Regions from separate parts of the Homo sapiens genome. Here region 2 is linked to region 1. A link is a loop called in an ENCODE intact Hi-C map of the cell type or tissue named here. Cell type or tissue: endothelial cell of umbilical vein. All regions are shown on one strand.

Region 1 (5,000 bases):
AATTTAACAATTTTTAAGGAAATATTATTAAAGAACGCTGAGAGCACTCCAGGTTGTCTATGCTTCTACTCATTGAAACAACTCACTCCTCCAGTAGCAGATGAGTTTTAATGAAATGCCTGGGCAATGTGAGGAAATGCTTTTTCCTTATCAGATATAACCCACAACAAATCACAAAAGGGTACTTTTTAATAGTGTTTTCAGGGAACGGGTCTACCCCTACCCTTAGGCTGACAATAATGCTTTAAGCTTTTCCTACATACATCTGCACACTTAAGAGGAAAGAATTTGGCTTATAACATTTTAAAACTCATTAATTAGGATGCCACCATTACAAGGGTTATGGCATTCAGATAATGCCTAGGCTGCCGTTTCCATTTGAGTAAAGTAATGGTAGTAAGTGAACATATACTGTCCAAGATAATAATGAATATGATTTGTTGGGTTGTTGATTATATTAAACATAAATACAAAACTGAATAGGACCTCCTAAGGGAGACCCTCAGTTATTCTGATATTGTTCTACTCATTCCCTTACCTTGGCTAATATTTTTTTTAAAACAAGCAATAAGAAAAAGATGAAAGAATCAACAATTCCTACCACATTGAGACGTGGAATCCTTGGCCTATATTACTTTTACACTCATGGAAGATGTTGCAACATAATGGAAGGGGCATGGACTTGGGCCGCAGGAAGGACTTGGTTCAAATTCTGGTCCTGACATTTCTAGTGGGGTTGCCCTATTTTTTAATCAGTAAAATTGGACTAAAACCTATCTAAGGATTAGTATAAATGTGAAATAAATGATGGATGTAAAGAGCCTACCACAGTAGTTGGCATATAATAGGTGTTCAAAAATTGTTAAATGACTCTTACATTGTAGCTGTTACAGACGTAAAATTCAATGGATAGAATAGAAACCATTTACAATGCCTTGAAAAACTCAACTACGTCAGATTTAAAAACTGATTTGTATAATCACGAAAAGGAAAAGTAGGACAATCACATTAAATATTGTATAATCAGACTTTGCAAATTCAATCTGAATTTCTTTCTAATTAGTCAAAATTAGTGAGGTATGGTTGTTGCATCTCTTAACTACTGTACCACAGGGTCCGGTCATCACCTGCTTCTATTTATGTTTGCTGTTCCCGTAAGGAATCCTCCTAGGTACAAGTCCCATTAATAGAAGCTGGAACATTGCCTAAATGAAAAATTTTATGTATTCCTTACTTCCTGAAGGAACTGCCACGGGGTCGGTCCTAATCAGCACTTCATTTTAATACAGTATCATCGAGTTCTAAGGATTAATTTTATAAACGATTAATGAAAGTACTTAATTGAATGTCACTCTCTGCTGCCTTCAGCTATTACAGGTTGTTGCTCTCACTGATTCCAGATCGATGCTTTTTTAAACACTCAGCTTTGCAGTACTTTAAACTACTTTGCAGTCTCTAAACTTCATTTAGAGACTCACCTGTGGCTCAAATAAAACAATCTGGGATTTGAGTTATTGTTGTTGTTGTTTTTGGAATGATTGTACAATGCTTGACCAGCGACAGTTCATGTTGATTTCCTCCAACAGTTCATGTTTGCTTTCCTCCATAGAAACAGAAACTCAACCGGGCATGGTGGCTCATGCCTGTAATCCCAGCACTTTGGGAGGCCGATGCGGGTGTATCACGAGGTCAGGAGTTTGAGAGCAGCCTGGCCAATGTGGTGAAACCCTGTCTCTACCAAAAATACAAAAATTAGCTGGGTGTGGTGGCGGGCGCCTATAGTCCCAGCTACTCAGGAGGTTGAGACAGGACAATCACTTAAACTTGGGAGGTGGAGGTTGCAGTGAGCCAAGAACGCGTCACTGAACTCCAGCCTGGGCGACAGAGGGAGACTCTGTCTCATAAAAAACAAAGAAAGAAAGAAAGAAAGAAAGAAAGAAAGAAAGAAAGAAAGAAAGAAAGAAAGAAAGAAAGAAAGAAAGAAAGAAAGAAAGAAAGAAAGAAAGAAAGAAAGGAAGAAAGGAAGAAAGGAAGAAAGGAAGGAAGGAAGGAAGGAAGGAAGGAAGGAAGGAAGGAAGGAAGGAAGGAAGGAAGGAAGGAAGGAAGGGAAATTCAATTTTGGGGGTTGTGGCAAACACTACAGCTAAGCTGCAAGTTCTTGCACCCTTACAAGTGGTCATGTGGCATGGCTTTCGGCCAATGAAAAGCCTGCTTAGGATTTCTGCAAAAGTTTTGCTGTCCTTTTACAGGTTTTGCCCCTTCCTCCATATTGCTTCTGTTCTTTCCTCCTGCCCAGAGCATGAAGGAAGATACAGTGCAGCAGCTATTTTTGAATTAGGAGAATGAAGACTAAGGAGACTGGAATAGAATCAAGATTAATTCAGCAGTTACCATAATAGGCAGCAGCATGGATTTGGCCCATAGACATTATTTGCTGACCCCTACTATAGACAAATGGATTAAGTTCAGCCCAGAATCAAGACAGAATAGGAAGGGAAATGATAATACAAACTGTGCAACTGCAGAAGAGGAGAAAGGGTGCAAAATACATTAAGAACACCTGTGTCCACAGCTCACTCAGTGACGGAACATCAAGTACCAAGGATATGTACAAGTTCCAGACAGTGGTTAAAGCACACTTCCTCAGGTTAAGATAAGTTCAGGAAGTGGAAAAGTTCACACTACAGCTGAGATAATTCAGTTTTGAGATAACAGGATGAGTTGGAGCTGAAACTAATGGAATGTGCCATAAAATTGTATAGAAATCAATCTTAGTTTTTTTTATCTTCTTTTTCTTCAAAGAGGGTTTGTTATAATAAAATATTCTCAGACCTCCTTCTATCCTTGTTATACTTTTTAAGACACCCTGGATGGTAGTAAATCCTTGGATTCCATTTCAGGATATAAGCAGAAAGAGATGGGAAGAGACCATGAAATCTCTCAAGAGAGAATGTCAAGAGAGGCATTATCATCATTATGGTCTCTCTTGCATGATCTCAGGTATTATGAGATAAAATACAAGTGTACTATTGCTTTGTGAATCTGAGGCTATCTGGCCTTTCTTAACATGAAATACATCATGGCATGTCTTGAAAACTTAAGCTTTGATCATGTTCAGTGAATAGAGAGGATTGAACGTTTGATCAATCTAATGAATTGAAACACAGTTCGCGAGGAACTCTGAAGACTTTTCATTCTGTCATCATTCCACTATGTGGTAAATAATAGCTAGCACATATTGATCACTTATTAGGCATCAGGCACTTTGTAGTGCGCTGTATACAGTCTACAATTGAGCGCATCTAATCTTCCAAACAGCAGTATAAGGTGTCATGACCATGCTAACTTTTCAGACAGTCTTATAGGGAAAGGGCAAGTTTCTTAACCTCAATTTGTATGAAGCACTAAGATATTTCAATGAATATTCCGGATCAAATGTGTTTCTCCTTATAATTTTTGGTGGCAAAAAAAATCTGCTGTCAAATACATAATGTACTTTTGTTTCCTAGGTTATACAGCTCTAGCTACAGTCTTGAGCCCTACACAACCCTGAAACTGGGAGTAAACAAATGTCACAAACATGACTGTATTATTCTTTAAAACATTTTATTTACAATTCAGTTTGGTGAGTAGTTGTCTTTAAAGTTTTTATTCTTTAAATATTTGCTTTTCTTTCTATTTTATAATATATCAATACTTAGGAAAATACAGTCTGAATAAATGTGTATAACTTTTCAAAATAATTTTTAAGATACCAGCAAAAATTTGGTAAAAATTGGGCAAATAATTGTTGATATAATATATTAATGCACAAGGAAGGCAACGCATAGACCATGAGAGCTCTCAGCTCTTTGTAAATGTCTTAAAAGCTACATAGGACTCATTGTTTAAGCTAATTCTATATCATTGGATAAGGAGTTATCAAAAGCTTCCAAGTACCACAATAAAATAAGTATATTAATTTATTTGTTTATTCATTCAGTAAATATTTATTGATAATTTTTAAGGATCAGACTAAACAAGATGGACCAAGTCCTGGCTTTCTCAGCACTTGCACATCAACAGACAGCTGTGTCCACAATCAGTAAGTTGAGGATGGCAGGACAGATCACCAGAGCATAAGCAAAGGTATGAGCTACACTCACAGCTAAGACACTGAACTATCTGCCCTGGGTCTAAGCAAAGGCCACAGGGTTGGTTTTCCAGAAGCTCCAAGATAGGTGCATGTATATCCAGATCCAATGTTCACAGCTTGGAACTGTAATCTTTAAAAGCTAAGTTGAGGGCTCAAGTCAAAACATTTCTCTCCCAATAAAAATCATGACTACTTGCAGAAGGAAAAGCCTGGCTATTTGGTTTTTAGGGAGTCAGGAGCACTAACCTGCTCTTTCAGCTTGCAAGCTTGCAATTCTAGGCTTCCAAGTGAAAACCAACCTGCTTATCTTGCCTCATCTAGAATTAGAGGGGTGACAGAGGAAATTGGGAAGTAGTTTTGAAAGCTGCAGTGCCTTCCTTCCTTTCCTTCTTTCTCTCTCTCTCTTTTCTTCCTTCCTTCCTTCCTCCCTCCCTCCCTTCCCCTCCCCCTCCCTCCCTCCCTCCCTCCCTTCCTTCCTTCCTTTTTCTTTCTTTCTTGACAGTCTCTCTCTGTTGCCCAGGCTGGAGTGCAGTGGCACAGTCACAGCTCACTGCAACCTCCACCTCCTGGGTTTAAACAATTCTCCTGCCTCAACCTCCTGAGTAGCTGGTATTACAGGTGCTGGCCACCATGCCTGGCTAATTTTTGTATTTTTTAGTAGAGATGGGGTTTTGCCATGTTGGCCAGGCTGGTCTGGAACTCCTGACCTCAAATGACCCAACCACCTGGGCCTCCCAAAGTGCTGGGATTACAGGCGTGAGCCACCGCACCCGGCCTAAAGCTGCAGTTTCTTTAACTTGTTATTTACTATAATGTCAGGAAAGGGCAAGAATCTTGAATCTGAAATAATAATGATGACAATGGG
Region 2 (5,000 bases), 240 kb after region 1:
ATCCCAGAGCCCAAGAGCAAAGATACTTAGGAAAAGGCATACAGTAAACTAAGCGGCCATTAGATTAGAAAGGAGCCATCTGCAATAGCGGCACCATGTGGTAATAATGTGTCATAGCAGCAGTGGACCAGGATTGTAGATTTCTCTTCCCTTGGCTTTTAAAACACCTGATTAACGCTCTCTGAGTCAGGGCTCTTGAATTACACAGGAATGCAGAAGAAGGTGGAAGAATAGGAAAACTCAGATGTCTTCCTGCTAACGGAGCAGGTGGTGGCCTGAACAATACATTATTTAACAAATGTGAGAAAGTAATTATTGGGGTTCTACAAGGTTTATTCTAGGCCATCCTATTTTCCATAAGAAGGTAGCACTGCACTTGGCGTATACCGATCTCATTTACTATCTCAATAATAACCCTTGAGACAGTTTCCCTTACCCACTTTATGCAAGAATAACTAAGGGTCAGAGAGTTCAAATAATTTGCACAAGGATTACTCGATTGTAAGAGTTTGAGCTGGGACTCACATGCAAGTTCATTTGTCTTCAAAATCCTGGGCTTCCAATCTCTGTTCCCCTTGCCTCCCCACAGTCTTAAAATAAATGTTTCCCAGGCTTCCCTCTGCTGCTATCACTGTTGGCATAAAGCGAATTTCCTCGACTGGTGAACCTAAAATTTTCTAACAACAATGATCTGCATAATTTCTCATAGTTTAAAAAGTTCTTATGAAAACAATTTCCTTTTCAGTCTTCCCACAATTTCATAAGGTAGGTAAAATAAAGATTATTATTATCATCTCATTTTATATACGAGGCAGGGAGGGCCCTAATTAATGTACTTATTTCAAAGTCTGGCATCTCTTAACAATAAACTTATTTCACTCTTTGTTAAACTGACCAGCATAGTCATGGACTGAGAGTCAGAAAGTGTGTGTTTTATTTATTCATTCATTCACTTGTGTAATTACAAATCCATTGAGTGTCTATCACCTATCAGGCATTATTTTAGGTACTGAAATATAGCAGTGATCACAACAAAGACCCTGTCCTCTTGGGGAATGCATTCTAGTGAAAGAAACAGAAAATGCACAAGGAAACAATGATTTGAGATCAAGTGTCAGGTAGTGATCATGGCAATGAAGAAAAACAAAGAGAACACAAGAAAGGGAGTCAGGGAATCTCTCTTTGCAGAGCAACATCTGAGAAGAGGTGAGGAAGAGAACTAGGGAGAAGACTTAATGCATTAAAGCTTTAGAAAGGAATTTGCTTTATGAAAGAATGAGAAGGCCATTATAACTGGAGCCCAACGAGCAAGGACTAGTGATACCAGAAGACACTGGAGGAGGAGACAGTCAGATCACACAGAGCTTGAAATGCCTTGTTGAGAGTGAGGGAGACTTATTGCAAGAATGATGGGAATCTATGTGGGGGTTCAGAGCAGGGTGGGGCAGAGCTGATACATGTTTAAAGGATACTTCCATGGCTCTGTGGAAACTTGACTCAGGGATGTGGGGTGGGGAGGCAGTGCAGAGAGAAATCAAGGAGATGGGGTTAGGAAGCAGATGGAGTGACAGGTGAGAGAGGTCGATGGCTAAGAATAGAATGGTAACGGCAGCTGGCTTTATTGCCAATTATGCAATACTTTTAGGTTCTATGACCTTGAGTTTAATTAACCTCTTTGGGGTTAATTAGCTTTTTTTAGCTTATTTTTATTTCAAAATACAGTTATTAAAATCCTTACAAGTCTGTAATGAAAGAAAACTTACAAAAAATTACATATCCTGAAATATATAAAACGTTAAATAACTGTTTTTCTCTTGCCATAGAGAAAAATATACACAGCGGGGACCTAATAAGCACAGAATTTGATTCAGAAATGGATTTAAAACATACACACTACTACCTGAAAGCAAGCATCAAATAGTTGTAAGTGCCAAAGCAACCAAACTTACCACCGACATATCTATTTCAGTATTGACAGAGCTCTTGGTTCTGGTTAAATAAATTAAAGATGGGAAAAGTGATAAAATGTCAATTAAGAAAGCCAACAAAATCCCCTAAAGGAAGAAGAGAAGCCATTCTTCTAACTTCAAAACTGATCCTTGCTGAAGACAAAACTTCCAAGAATTTGCTCTTATTATACACATCATTCCTTAAAGGGAAATTGACAGACATGGATATCAATCTCAGTTACACCACCAACTAGTGCCGATAAACCGCCAAGCAAGAGCTTCTAAATTTATGATTTGTGATTAAAACAAATATTTAGTAAAATAATTAGATGGACTAAACAGCATTTTAGAGAGCTTTTTAAGACCTAGGATTTTGGATACAGTATGCATCTTAACACAAAAATCATCAATTCTATATTGATAACTAATAATAATAAAATAAGTATGTAAGCATGTGAAGTATAGATTCTGCTCTCTCTCTAAACAGTACCAGAAACTCCTGCAGGAGTGCTTTGCTTGACTTTTTGACCTCTGAGTACGTTAATATTTTAAGGTAAATTCCGATTTAAGTACCCAAATGATTATAAAGCAGGGCTTCACCTTGGTGTTGTGGTTACAATTCTGCATATCAAGGAAAAAGAGAAATGCTTCACTCCCAAGTCTCGCTCCTCATTTTCAGTCTTGAGGTACCTTTGTTTACAAAGGATTTCTCACTGCTTGTTTTGTACTGCCACCTGCTGGTAAGCACCAAACTTTATTTTTATAAATGAGAAATCTATACACATCCACTCTTAGTTGGTGTTACACTCTCAGATTTTTATAAGTTTTAAGAAAGTTTCCTTCACATTTGCAATTATTAATTATTTCTCATGGTACAAAATTTTATATAACCATTAAAATATAGAAAACACAAATAAGGAATTAATAGATGCTGCATTTCCATCTCCCAGAGATAATCTCTGGTATACAGCCTTCAAGAACACACAATTGGGTTATATGATGTTTATCATCTAAAATCAAATGTGATGTCATTTAATAATTATTTGTTGGATACATTACATGTAATCATATGTCAATTTATTTTCAAACATTTGGAATTTTTTTCAATTTTTTTTGTTATTTGTTTGATGTAGCAATATCCTCGTTTTAAAACCTTATACTCAGCTCTAAGCTATATGAAATATTACTAGAAATATAGCTAGTACATCAAAGGACTTCAAAATGGGAAGGCCTTTGACATGTACAGACAAGTTCACCTCCAGAAGTCTATACGAATTCACACTCCTATAAAAGTGCTACTCTCTCCACACTGTCATCAACTCCTCCTTTTAAGTATTTTAAAAAAAACTACTCCAATCATATCCTGAAGGAAAACTGGATACTTTTATCATTTATATTTATTTTATTGGGAGTGAACATTTATATTCATATCTATTAACCGTTTCTATTTTTGCATTTCTAAAATGCCTTATGTCCCTCTGCCAGGTTTTCTATTTTAGTGTTTGTATAAAAGAGGAAGTAATCACTTTTCATGTATGTTCCAAATACTTTTGCTGGTCATATATTATTTGATTTCATTTGTGGTATTTTTAACAATAGACATTTTCAGTATTGATTTAGTCAATTACATCAGTTATTTCCTTCATGTGGTTTGCCTGTGGTTTTATGTTTAGAAATAACTTCCTTGTTCTTAGAATTATTCATTATTTTATCTTGAAGGAAACTGTTCGAATTCCCTCTGTCATGCAAGAAGATTTTATCTAGATATTTTTCCTGTGGCAGTTCACTAAGTTGCCTGGCATGAGACTGAAGGTTGATCTATGAGTCATTATCACATTACACCATTTGTTTTTTCTGTACTTATAGGAATTTATGACACTGACGTGCAAAATATTTTGAGGACTTTATAAGGAATCCCTTATTATGTCTATTAATGGGCTAGCCATCTCTCCTCCATAGCATTCCACACTTATAAATTCTGTTCGTCAATAAAAAGCAAAAATCATATTTTACATCAAATAAAACTCACCATAAAATTCAACCACAAACAGAAGCAGACTTCTATTATTGTGAGGTTACTAAAATGAGAATGGGACCTAGGAGGAGGGCAGCTTGGCCAGCTGCCAATCAATTCATACCAGAAGGTTGTCTTTTTCTTATTTATTTCTTCTAAAAAAAAAGAAAGATACATGTGCGGAACATGCAGGTTTGTTACACAGGTATTCATGTGCCATGGTGGTTTGCTGCACCTATTGACTTTTCCTTTAAGTTCCCTCCCCTCACCCCCTAACCCCCAACAGACCCTGGTGTGTGTTGTTCCCTTCTCTGTGTCCATGTATTCTCAATGTTCGACATCCACTTATGAGTGAGAACGTGGTGTTTGGTTTTCCATTCCTGTGTTAGTCTGTTGAGGATGATGGCTTCCAGCTTCATCTATGTCCCTGCAAAAGATATGGCCTCATTCCTTTTTATGGCTGCATAGTATTCCATGGTGTATATGTACCACATTTTCTTTATCCAGTCTATCATTGATGGGTATTTGGGTTGGTTCCATGTCTTTGCTATTGTAAATACATACCGTGTGCATGTGTCTTTATAGCAGAATGATTTATATTCCTTTGAGTATATACCCAGTAATGTGATTGCTGGGTCAAATGGTATTTCTGGTTCTAGATCCTTGAGGAATCACCATACTGTCTTCCACAATGGCTGAACTAATTTACATTCCCACCAACAGTGTAAAAGTGTTCCTGTTTCACCATAGACTCGTCAGCATCGTTTCCTGACTTTTTAATTACCGCCATTCTCACTGGCATGAGATGGTATCGCATTGTGATTTTGATTTGTATTTCTCTGATGATCAGTGATGCTGAGCTTCCATGTTTGTTGACCACGTAAATGTCTTCTTTTGAGAAGTGTCTGTTCATATCCTTTGCCCACTTTTTGATGGGGTTGTTTTTTTCCTTGTAAATATGTTTAAGTTACTCATAAATTCTGGATATTAGCCCTTTGTCAGATAGGTAGATTGCAAAAATTTTCTCCCATTCTGTA

What was found. A loop is a pair of places that touch in the nucleus more often than their neighbours do. Peaks named below come from ENCODE experiments on the same cell type or tissue, not always from the same donor. Only the 100,000 strongest peaks of a DNase experiment are listed, where the experiment ranks them.
Region 2: it touches region 1 in a loop (5-fold over the local background); 81 of 110 quality-filtered maps call a loop at or near these places.

What each region holds. Positions count from the first base shown.
Region 1 is chr4:21,526,766-21,531,765 of GRCh38, forward strand. All of the region lies in intron 1 of KCNIP4 (potassium voltage-gated channel interacting protein 4), which reads right to left. LOC124900677 (a long non-coding RNA gene) reads right to left here and starts at 1,671. Exons shown (of 2, transcript XR_007058073.1): 1 at 1-1,671. In endothelial cell of umbilical vein, no CTCF peak of the experiment used is centred here; a DNase peak (open chromatin) is centred at 2,696; H3K27ac peaks cover 359 bases.
Region 2 is chr4:21,765,890-21,770,889 of GRCh38, forward strand. All of the region lies in intron 1 of KCNIP4 (potassium voltage-gated channel interacting protein 4), which reads right to left. Among named protein-coding and RNA genes, the nearest start is that of KCNIP4-IT1, 85 kb to the right of the region's middle. In endothelial cell of umbilical vein, CTCF peaks have their summits at 88 and 2,690 (motif pointing left); DNase peaks (open chromatin) are centred at 102, 2,682 and 3,692; H3K27ac peaks cover 1,181 bases; H3K27me3 peaks cover 1,082 bases.